Linked DNA regions of Homo sapiens: region 1 is linked to region 2. Evidence: chromatin contacts called from ENCODE Hi-C or POLR2A ChIA-PET data. All regions are on one chromosome and are shown on one strand. Each heading gives the region's core, a stretch centred on a gene start or an enhancer-like site at or near the end of the contact. The rest is flanking DNA. Distances are from core to core; before and after follow the strand shown. Region 1 overlaps CTTN (cortactin). Region 2 overlaps PPFIA1 (PPFI scaffold protein A1).

Region 1 (4,751 bases), core at 1,319-3,818, 110 kb after region 2:
CGCTGGCCGTCCCCGTTCAGTGCCTTTTGCACACGTGCATTTGCGTACACGCATGTGGGTGTGTCTGTGGCATCTCGGCACCTGTGCGTGGATTCTCATCACCGTGGCTTTTGCCCTCCATTCCCATTTCAGCCATCACCTCGGGCTTCTCTCCGGGTGTCCCCTGGCTGTCCTTCCACTGCGGCCTCCGCAGCCCATCTCCCCACCCCCTCCACAGACACGTCTGCCAGAGAGAGGGGAAGGGAGGGCAGGCGGGGCTGGAGTTATGTGGTGGAAACCTGCTCCTGAGGAAGGGGTCCGGGTGGGGTTGGTGCTTGTGTGAAGGGCTCTGTGCCTCTTTGTACTCTCTCGGTTCATGTTCACAAATCCTGGCCTTGGTGGCATGGGAGAGGCAGCAGGAGCCTCCGCGGTGGTCCGCATCTCTGCAGGGGGCATCTCTGAGCAGGCTGCCTGGGAGCTTGCTCTGGGTTGTGCTTTTTTTCTGGCAGACCAGGAAACGCTTGCACTTCAGCATCTTTCTCTGTGTTCTCTTCCCCAGCGGGCGATGATGAGATCTCATTTGACCCTGATGACATCATCACCAACATCGAGATGATTGACGACGGCTGGTGGCGCGGGGTGTGCAAGGGCCGGTACGGGCTCTTCCCAGCCAACTATGTGGAGCTGCGGCAGTAGGGCCCCCAGCCCCCCCCCGGAGCTGCGCCCTGGATCCTCACACTACAGATCAGGCCTTCTTTGGTTCTTGGGTGGTTTTGGGTTTTTTCTGTTTTTTTTTTTTTTTTTTTTTTTTTGAAGGTGGGGAGGGGAATATACACATTGCTTTTATATTTAATACTTTTGCTGATGCTTTTGAAAATGTTTATGCCACAGAATTTGCTAATATATTGTAATCACATTCCTTAGGAGGACTTTGGTAATTGGTTTTATGCATTGATGGTTTTTTTTTTCTTTTTTGCCAAATTGACTGTCACGCGGCAGCTTCAGGGAGCTCGCATTCTCTTGTGTTCGTGTTGCCCTCGTGCCCATCAAGTGCAGTCGGGACCTCCCAGGACAAGCACGAGGCCTCAGGTCGGCCCTGTGGCGGGTAGGCAGGAAGGACTGTCCCAGACGAGGGGCTTCCTCTAGAGTCTCACTGCTGGGGAGGAGAGGACTGGGCCTGATGGAAGTTAACCCGGAGCTAAGTCACCCAGAGCACAGGAGCTGCCATGTCAGATGGGAAATCTGCCTATGTCATACCGTGACAGCCCGCAGGATCAGGTGACTTCTAGCAGAGACCCTGGTTTTTTTCCTGTGCCCACTCCGGCTTGTCCTCATCTCTACCCATCCCCTGATGCCCAGGTCACCGGGAGGGCTGCTGGGAGCCTCTCCTGTCCCCGCCGGGCAGTGTCACTGAGTCCTTGAAATCCTCCCCTGCCCCGCGGGTCTCTGGATTGGGACGCACAGTGCAGTTGAGGTCTGCGTCGGGCTTGGCTTTTCACAAAGGCTGATGTCTTAACTGTCACCCATATGGTCCCTGGGCCACCGGGCAGCCTGGGGCGGTGTGTGTGCCATGTCACAGCATGGCCTCTCGGCCTTGGGAAGGAAGGCAGTGCCTGCTCTGCTGTGAGCCGCCAGGAACCCTCCTCCTGTCAATGGGGGTGTAGTATTTTTGCCAAAATATCATGTTCAATTTCAGTAGTTTGATCAGTTGAAGGCTAGAAGTGTGAAGTGCAGATGAGTGTGTGTTCTTCCCCAAGGTCCCCCCACAGCTCCAGGACACCGCTGTCCTGGCATTTGTGGCCACTCACTTTGTAGGAAACTCATCTCCTTCCTGAGGAGCCGGGAGGCTGGACCAGTCCCGTCGTGCAGTCAGGTGGGCGGTGTGTCTTTCCAGAAGGTCACGTGGAAATGTCTCGGGACTTGGGTCCCGGAGTGCCCGTGAAGCGTGTTTTTGCTCCTGAGGTGCATTTTCTCATCATCCTTGCTTTACCACAATGAGCAATGAGGTCGGGTTTTATATGCAACTTATTGTATCTGAATTCCTGTAGCACACCTCATAGGTATGATTTTTTTAAATTAAAGAATTCAGAATAAACATTTTTTGATCCACTTGCGTGATTTGCTTTGGTCTGTGGTCACTCCGTTCTGCAGTGGAAGCTGCGTCGACACTCTCGGTGTCCTGCGCCCCGGACCTGGGCTGGCGGAGGCTCTCCTGCCGTCCAGTGCGTCTCACGCGTTCTGTTCTGGCTTTAGACCGAACCGTACGTTCCCTTTTCAGTGTTCATTCAAAGGTGCTGCTTATGAACTGAAATGTGTTTACTCTGGCAGATGATTCAGTTTTTTGCACAAAGGTTCCAAGCAAAATAAAACACTCTGTGCTTAAAAGTCATTTCTGAATTACAGTTCTCAAATCCTGAGGGGGATTTTGCTCCCAGTCTCGTTTTGCTCAGGGGCACCAGAAGTTAAAGGCTAAGGGGAACAGTGGCACTGAGGGAGCAGGTGTGCCCTCGGGAGCCGGGGGTGCTGGGGAGCTGGGTTCCGGCTCACACTTCTGCCCATCAGGTGCTCCCAGGGAGCTTTCGGCTACACGACATGCCTGCTACCCCTTCCAACCTGGGTGGTGACGGAGCACTGCCTCCTCCCTTGGGCTGTCCCACACCTGCCTCTGGCTTAGGAAACAGTGCCTCTGCCAGCTCTGCCCACAGGAGCCTAACGTGAGAGTGCCCCCGCCCTCCTGCCACAACCGGGCTGCTGTGGGTTCTGCATCACAGGGTTGCAGCCCTAACGGCGAGCCCCGTCCCACACAGGGCCTGTCTGCTGGGTGAGATTGCAGCCACCTGCAGGGAGCTGAGTCCTGAAGAAATGAGGCATGAAGGCTTGTGAACCAGGGGAAAGTCCCAGCCAGGGTGGGCAGACGGGGTCAGGGGGCTGGAGGACAGGGTGTGACGAAGGGAGGGGGCCATGCAGAAAGGGCCCCCGCTGGCCCACTGTCTGCCCAGTCGGTGTGTGCCTGTGCCGCCTGCGGATGAGCATGGCAGGGGCTCAACAGGAGCGGGACACATCTTGAGTGGGTCTGTGTTTCTGTTCTATTGGTGGCCAAGCGTGGCCTGGCAGCTTGAGTGCCTGGAGCCAACCACCTGAATCTTAGCCGCTTTCTTTTTAGATGTGGTTGGGGTTTTTTGTTTCTGTTTCTTGAGAAAGGGTCTTGCTCTTTCGCCCAGGCTGGAGTACAGTGGCGTGATCTCCGCTCCTGCAACCTGTGCACCCAGGGCTCAAGCAATCCTCCCACCTCAGCCTCCCAAGTAGCTGGGACTACAGGTGCATGCCACCACACCTGGCTACTTTTTGTATTTTTAGTAGGGACGTGGTTTCACCATGTTGCCCAGGCTGGTCTAGAACTTCTGACCTCAAGTGATCTACCTGCCTCGGCCCCCCGAAGTGCTGGGATTACAGGGATGAGCCACCGTGCCCAGCGTAGATGTGGTCGTTTTAATGTCAGCTCACCGTGCCTTCTGTCTCAAAGTTGGATTCACTCCCCAAGTCCCCTCTGGCCTGAAGAACAGCCTAGGGGCATGCTTGCCTGGGAGCAGCTTGCTCTCAGCCTGCTGGAGGAGGGAGGGCAGGACATGGACGTGCTTTTCTCTCTTGGTGCCCAGACATGGAAAACGATTTTGTGGCACATAGGGAGCCGTCGGCACACAGGCACCTCCAAGAGCCACTGGAGCCACTGCTGGCCACTCTGGGCGCTCAGATGTGGGCACAGCATGGAGAGTGCTTTGTCGGGGTGAAAATGCTTACTTTGCTCCTGGAAGATATGCTGGCGAATGCTTCTTCAACCCAAGATGTTCAGAGTGGCTGACATGGTATTAACTGTGCACATACTGTGTGCTGGGCCTTGGAGGGGAGATGTTGAGTAAGAGAGATGGCTCAGCACTGGGGAAGCTGACACAATAAATCTGATTCCACCACTGTGCTGATTTTTATTTTTTTAATCAATTTATTCTTTTTGAGACAGAGTCTTGCTCTGTTGCCCAGGCTGGAGTGCAATGGCACAATCTCAGCTCACTGCAACCTCCACCTGCCAGGTTCAAGCAGTTCTGCCTCAGCCTCCCGAGTAGCTGGGACTACAGGTGTGCACCACCACGCCTGGCTAATTTTTGTATTTTTAGTAGAGACAGTTTCGCCATGTTGGCCAGGCTGGTCTCAAACTCCTGACCTCAGGTGATCAGCCTGCCTCAGCCTTACAAAGTGCTGGGATTACAGGCGCGAAGCCACCGCGCCCGGCCCCCACCACTGTGTTTAATTCTAACCAAGGAGAAGAGGAAGTTCTGAAAGGAGAACAAGGAGATCTGAGAACACGGCTCGGGCCTGGCCAGGGGCCTCTCAGAGGAAAGCTCTCCCTGTTGCGTCCCTCCACGCCAGGGCCTGCGTGGAGTGGGCACGGTTTTTGATACCTGCCTTGCTGACCTTCAGCTCCAATTTCTTCATCTGAAAGTGAGGATAAAAGAATTAACCCCTCTTTCTAGTCAGATGCCTGCTAGATCCATTTACCTGCTTGAATTTGAGATGTATTGCCAGGATACACCTCCACAGTCTGATGGAACACACTGAAGATATCTGAACAACAAAAGGTAACAATAGATTTTAATAATTTTTACTTGTTTTGCCTGAAACATGAGGATTCTCCCCTTTTCTCATCTCAGTCCCATGTTTTTTGGTTTTGGGGTTTGAGACGGAGTCTCACTCTGTTGCCCAGGCTGGAGTGCAGTGGC
Region 2 (4,670 bases), core at 319-2,818:
AACTTGGTGGGAGGACATGGACAGAAGACCGGTCTACTTGGCGGCCTCTCCCTACCCTCCTCCCGCACGCTGCCCAGCCCAGGAGCCCGCTTCTGAATGCTGCGTTCGATCTCTGAAGAGGTTTCAGCACTTACAGATCCTTACCAGGTTTTAAGCCACATTTGGGTGATCTTCATTAGTATTGTTGGCATTTCTTTGTGTTTGCAAGTATGCACTGAAATACTGAATTGAAGAGCTATTCATGTTCTTTAGCTAATTTTATGGTCTCAGGAGCAGCCTTGTCTCCAAAACTCACTGTATAATATGTTTATAATGTCTATATATATTTAATTGCAATAAAATATACTAAGATAAAACTTGCCAGCTTAAGCAGTTCAGTGAATGCTAGATTCATGTAGTGGAATGTGCTTGTGTCCCCTCCCCACCCCCGCTGTGTTCAGCCTCTGCTGTTACTCCCCAGCCAGGCGCAGCTTTGGATGTGTCCACAGTCACCCTGCTGCTGTCTTCCACTCTCTCTGACCACACTCAGTTCTGAGCCCCACATATGTTTCTGTTGTCTTCAGCAGTGCCCTGGGATAATTAGAAACCAATTCAGTGAAATTGTGGCTAATTCTAAGAAACAGTTTCTGAAGTCATTTTAGGAGATTTGTTCCTACTCTGGAGGGCTCCTGCAGCAAGAATTCTCCAGCTCTCCCTGCTGACTAGCCAGCCGCAGTCCAGGCTGTGCCTCCATTAAACCCACACCTCCAGTTGCCTTCACTAGGACCTCCACTGCTCCTAGGTTTAAAGAGAGTGCCCAGGGTTTAAATGTTAGTGCCCTAACATTTAAAGAGGTTTAAATGTCACCAAACTCGTTTCTCCCTGAATGACGCCCCTGGTCTTATGGCGGCAGCCAGGGCCCTCTCAGCTTGTCACTCCAGCCCTGCAGCTACCGTCTTACAGAGCCAGGGCACAGCTGATCAGGACCCCCAGTATTCTCAGCCTGCCACACTCAAAGTTGAGCCTCCATTCCAGAATGGAGGCTGGACAGAGGTAGGAAGGCCCACTTTGCCCATGACTCCACTAGCCAGGATGCAGCATCAGCACCACGTAGCTGGGGTGGGGTGGAACTGGGGGAGAGGGCACTACATTATCAGCTGCAGCAGTCTGGAACAGAGTCGCTGCCTCACTGACCTGGAAAGGGGAGGCAGGGAGCAGTCTTGGTTCAAATACAACAGACTCTGGCCTTTCTTACTGAATTTTCAGTTGTTTGCTGTGAACCCTTAGAACGATCTCCAGAGTCTCAGAACAGTTGTTTTCTTACAATGTTCACCTGTTTTCCTTGGGAGCAAGCAGGTCAGTGGAGCTTCTTGTGCTGTCATGCTAGAAGTTGATTACCCACAGTAGGGATTCTTGCAGAAGAAATATTACTTTAGAAGAGAGGCTGGGCACGGTGGCTCAAGCCTGTGGTCTCAGCTACTTGGGAGGGTCACTTGAGCTCTGGAGGTCAAAACTGCAGTGAGCCATGGTCACACCATTGCACTCTAGCCTGGGTGACACAATGAGACCCTGTCTCAGAAAGAAAAAGGAAGAAAAGGAGGCTAGGACAGGGGTGGTGGCCTTCTAGGCCATCTTTCCTCTCTCTCCAGCAACTCTAGATCACATGTCTGTGAGTCATTTAAAATGTCTTCATTCAGTTCATGTCAGGATCCTGTTCAGGAAAATGTTTTGGACTTCTCTGGCTGCTGAGAAGGTGGACTTGGATTCCCCTTCTTTCCCTGCTGTCCTTGTCCCAGGGTGCAGGGATAGAGGGAAGTCAGATGGTCTGTCAGTGTTGTGATTTGTTAGGGAATCTGTGTGGTCCATTGATGCCCTCTTTCTCTGGAGGATCACTGAGATCCCTTCCCCATAACTTGTAATGAGGTTGCCTTTGTGTGAAGACTGTGGAGCCTTGATGAAAGGCTTTCTTTAGGGGGTCTTTCTTATTTATTTAATTTTGTTTTGTGATTTTCTAGGAGTTCGCAGCACTTACTAAAGAACTCAATGTATGCAGGGAACAGCTCCTTGAAAGGGAAGAAGAAATTGCTGAACTGAAAGCAGAAAGGAATAACACCAGGGTGAGTGTGACCTTTCTGTTCACTGCCTGCCCCTGGAGCCACTGTCAGGAGGAGGGGCGGTGTGTCAAAACGAAAGGACGACCCACTCTGTCTGGCCTGAAATACTTTTCATACCTTTTCCCACTGAGCAGACTGTGATTAGTCAGCATGATCACACATTAATGGCTTGAAATTTGTGATGAGAATTTATGATATTTTAATACAATTGAGAGGAATTTGTTTTTCTGCGGAATTGAAGGGACTTCATTTTAGTATGAGACTGTAAAGGAGTTATTTGCCCCAGATTCAATCATGAAATTAAAAATGCTGTTTAACAAGTCTTTATTTTGGCCTTTTATTTCAGCTGCTGTTAGAGCATTTGGAATGCCTTGTCTCCAGGCATGAGCGGTCTCTTAGGATGACCGTGGTGAAGAGACAAGCGCAGTCTCCAGCAGGCGTGTCCAGCGAAGTGGAAGTGCTGAAAGCACTGAAGTCCTTATTTGAACACCACAAAGCTCTGGATGAAAAGGTGCCATCAGCCACATAAGTCTTGGTTTGTGCACATGCTGTGTATTAGGCCAGCTTCACAAGTGTTGGTGTAACTTTTGTTTTTTGAAGCTTCTTGAATTCTTGGAAATAACTTCTCTAAGAAGACAGGGTTTTGTAGGTTTAAAAAGTACTAATTGGCTTAAATGTCTTAAAATTACTAATGTATATTGATTTGCTGTTACAAATTGGGTAGTATTAGGTTGTTGCAAAAGTAATTGTGGGCAAAACCTGCAATTACTTTTGCAACAACCTGATATTTCGGGGGAAGATTTATTTTTCTGAAACTTAATTTAGAGCCATTAACAAGTTTTCTTGACAGTAAGATCAATGACAGACATTAATGGTATTTTATTATGTTATATTACACTAATATATACATTAAGTGTATATATTACACTTAACTATATATTAAGAATAAAATAAACAGTATACACACACACACACAAACTCAACCCCTTTTATTTTCAGGTGAGAGAGCGATTACGAGTAGCACTTGAAAGATGTAGTTTGTTAGAAGAGGAATTAGGTGCCACACACAAAGAGGTAAGCTTGAGACTTCATCATGAGTTGAATTGGGGGGGGGTTATTTTTATCCTTTAATTATTAAAAGCAGCATAAGGCCAGACGTGGTGGCTCACACCTGTCATCCCAGCACTTTGGGAGACCGAGGCGGGCGGATCACCTGAGGTCAGGAGTTCCAAGACCAGCCTGACCAACATGGTGAAACCCCATTTCTACTAAAAATACAAAAATTAGCCAGGAGTTGTGGCATGTTCCTTTAGTCCCAGCTGCTCGGGAGGCTGAGACATGAGAATTGCTTGAGCCCAGGAGGTGGAGGTTGCAATGAGCTGAGATTGCACCATTGCACTCCAGCCTGGGTGACAGAGCAAGACTCTGTCTCCAAAAAAAAAAAAAAAAAGTAAAAGAAGTATAAGGACTGTAGTTGTACATATCACATGTTACTTATCTTCCCAATTGAGGACCAGCCTATCTGAGTCATTTTAAGGACTACAAAATGATGGTTACCTAAGGACTCGTCTGGCCAGTGGATAATAAATTCCATCTTCAATGATCTGGTTATTTTCGGATTGGGTAGCATTGCCATATGCTTTCTCTTTTATACTATGTTAAGCAGTTTTTAGTTGTGTTTTTCCAAAAGGAGTTTTGCTATCTTTACTTATTTCTCTTATGTAAGGTATTTTACACTCATATTCAATTTTTTGCTTTCAGCTAATGATTCTTAAAGAACAGAATAATCAGAAAAAAACTCTAACAGATGGAGTGCTGGACATAAACCATGAACAAGAAAATACACCAAGCACGAGTGGAAAGGCAAGTCTGTAGGCTTTGTCTTTATTCTGTTTGATTTCATTTGTTCACAGTATGTGTCGGGTTATGTGGAAAACAGTTGCTAAAGTACCGGCTTAGAGCTGAAGTGGTCATGAAAGTTGTGTAATCCAACAGATTGCATAAGTCAGTTTTGATTTTAGCTATTTCCTGGAAGTATTTTTATTTTATAGCTCACCAAACAAGGGTATTTAAGGATTTTTTTTTCCCCCTATCAGAGATCTTCTGATGGTTCTTTAAGCCACGAGGAAGACCTTGCTAAAGTAATTGAGCTCCAAGAAATCATAAGTAAGCAGTCAAGGGAACAGAGCCAAATGAAAGAACGCCTGGCTTCCCTTTCCAGTCATGTGACAGAACTGGAAGAGGATCTGGACACGGCTAGAAAAGATCTCATCAAATCTGAAGAAATGAACACAAAATTGCAACGAGATGTCCGTGAAGTGAGCAATAACAAAAACTACAGTCTTGTCATGAAGTTGTATGTTTGGGACGTTTTAGTTAAATGATTTTTTTTCTCTGTTTGTCTCTTACTCTCCCAATTACTTTCAACCTTTGGATTATTGTATAAGTTATATTGAAAAAGAGAGAGTGCTGTGAAACTGCCATAAGCTACCTCCCCATTTTTGTTGTGAAATCTCCTGTCCCTGAGCTCTTCAAAGTAGAGAACTAGTCCCACTGACTGACATGGCCATGAAGTGG

The links. Hi-C counts contacts between places; a loop is a spot of excess contacts on that map. ChIA-PET counts read pairs that join two places held with the same protein, here RNA polymerase II (POLR2A). Pooled maps may share reads with other maps.
Region 1: a pooled map shows a loop between it and region 2 (2.7-fold over the local background). The contact joins two enhancer-like sites. A Hi-C loop is called at or near these places in 2 of 50 pooled maps. POLR2A ChIA-PET finds 5 or more read pairs at or near these places in 3 of 52 experiments (BJ, GM12878 and activated T-cell).

Annotation. Positions count from the first base shown.
Region 1 is chr11:70,434,488-70,439,238 of GRCh38, forward strand. CTTN (cortactin) reads left to right here. Exons shown (of 18, transcript NM_005231.4): 18 at 539-2,088. The coding sequence ends at 675. Among named protein-coding and RNA genes, the nearest start is that of CTTN, 38 kb to the left of the region's middle. Within about 2 kb of position 2,569, at least 2 of the 41 ENCODE cell types and tissues checked have a DNase peak (open chromatin) inside an H3K27ac peak, as active enhancers do.
Region 2 is chr11:70,322,408-70,327,077 of GRCh38, forward strand. It overlaps PPFIA1 (PPFI scaffold protein A1), which reads left to right. Exons shown (of 28, transcript NM_003626.5): 3 at 1,995-2,096; 4 at 2,440-2,604; 5 at 3,093-3,167; 6 at 3,855-3,956; 7 at 4,190-4,411. It overlaps LOC105369373 (a long non-coding RNA gene), which reads right to left. Exons shown (of 2, transcript NR_188532.1): 2 at 2,401-2,720. Among named protein-coding and RNA genes, the nearest start is that of MIR548K, 41 kb to the left of the region's middle. Within about 2 kb of position 1,569, at least 3 of the 41 ENCODE cell types and tissues checked have a DNase peak (open chromatin) inside an H3K27ac peak, as active enhancers do.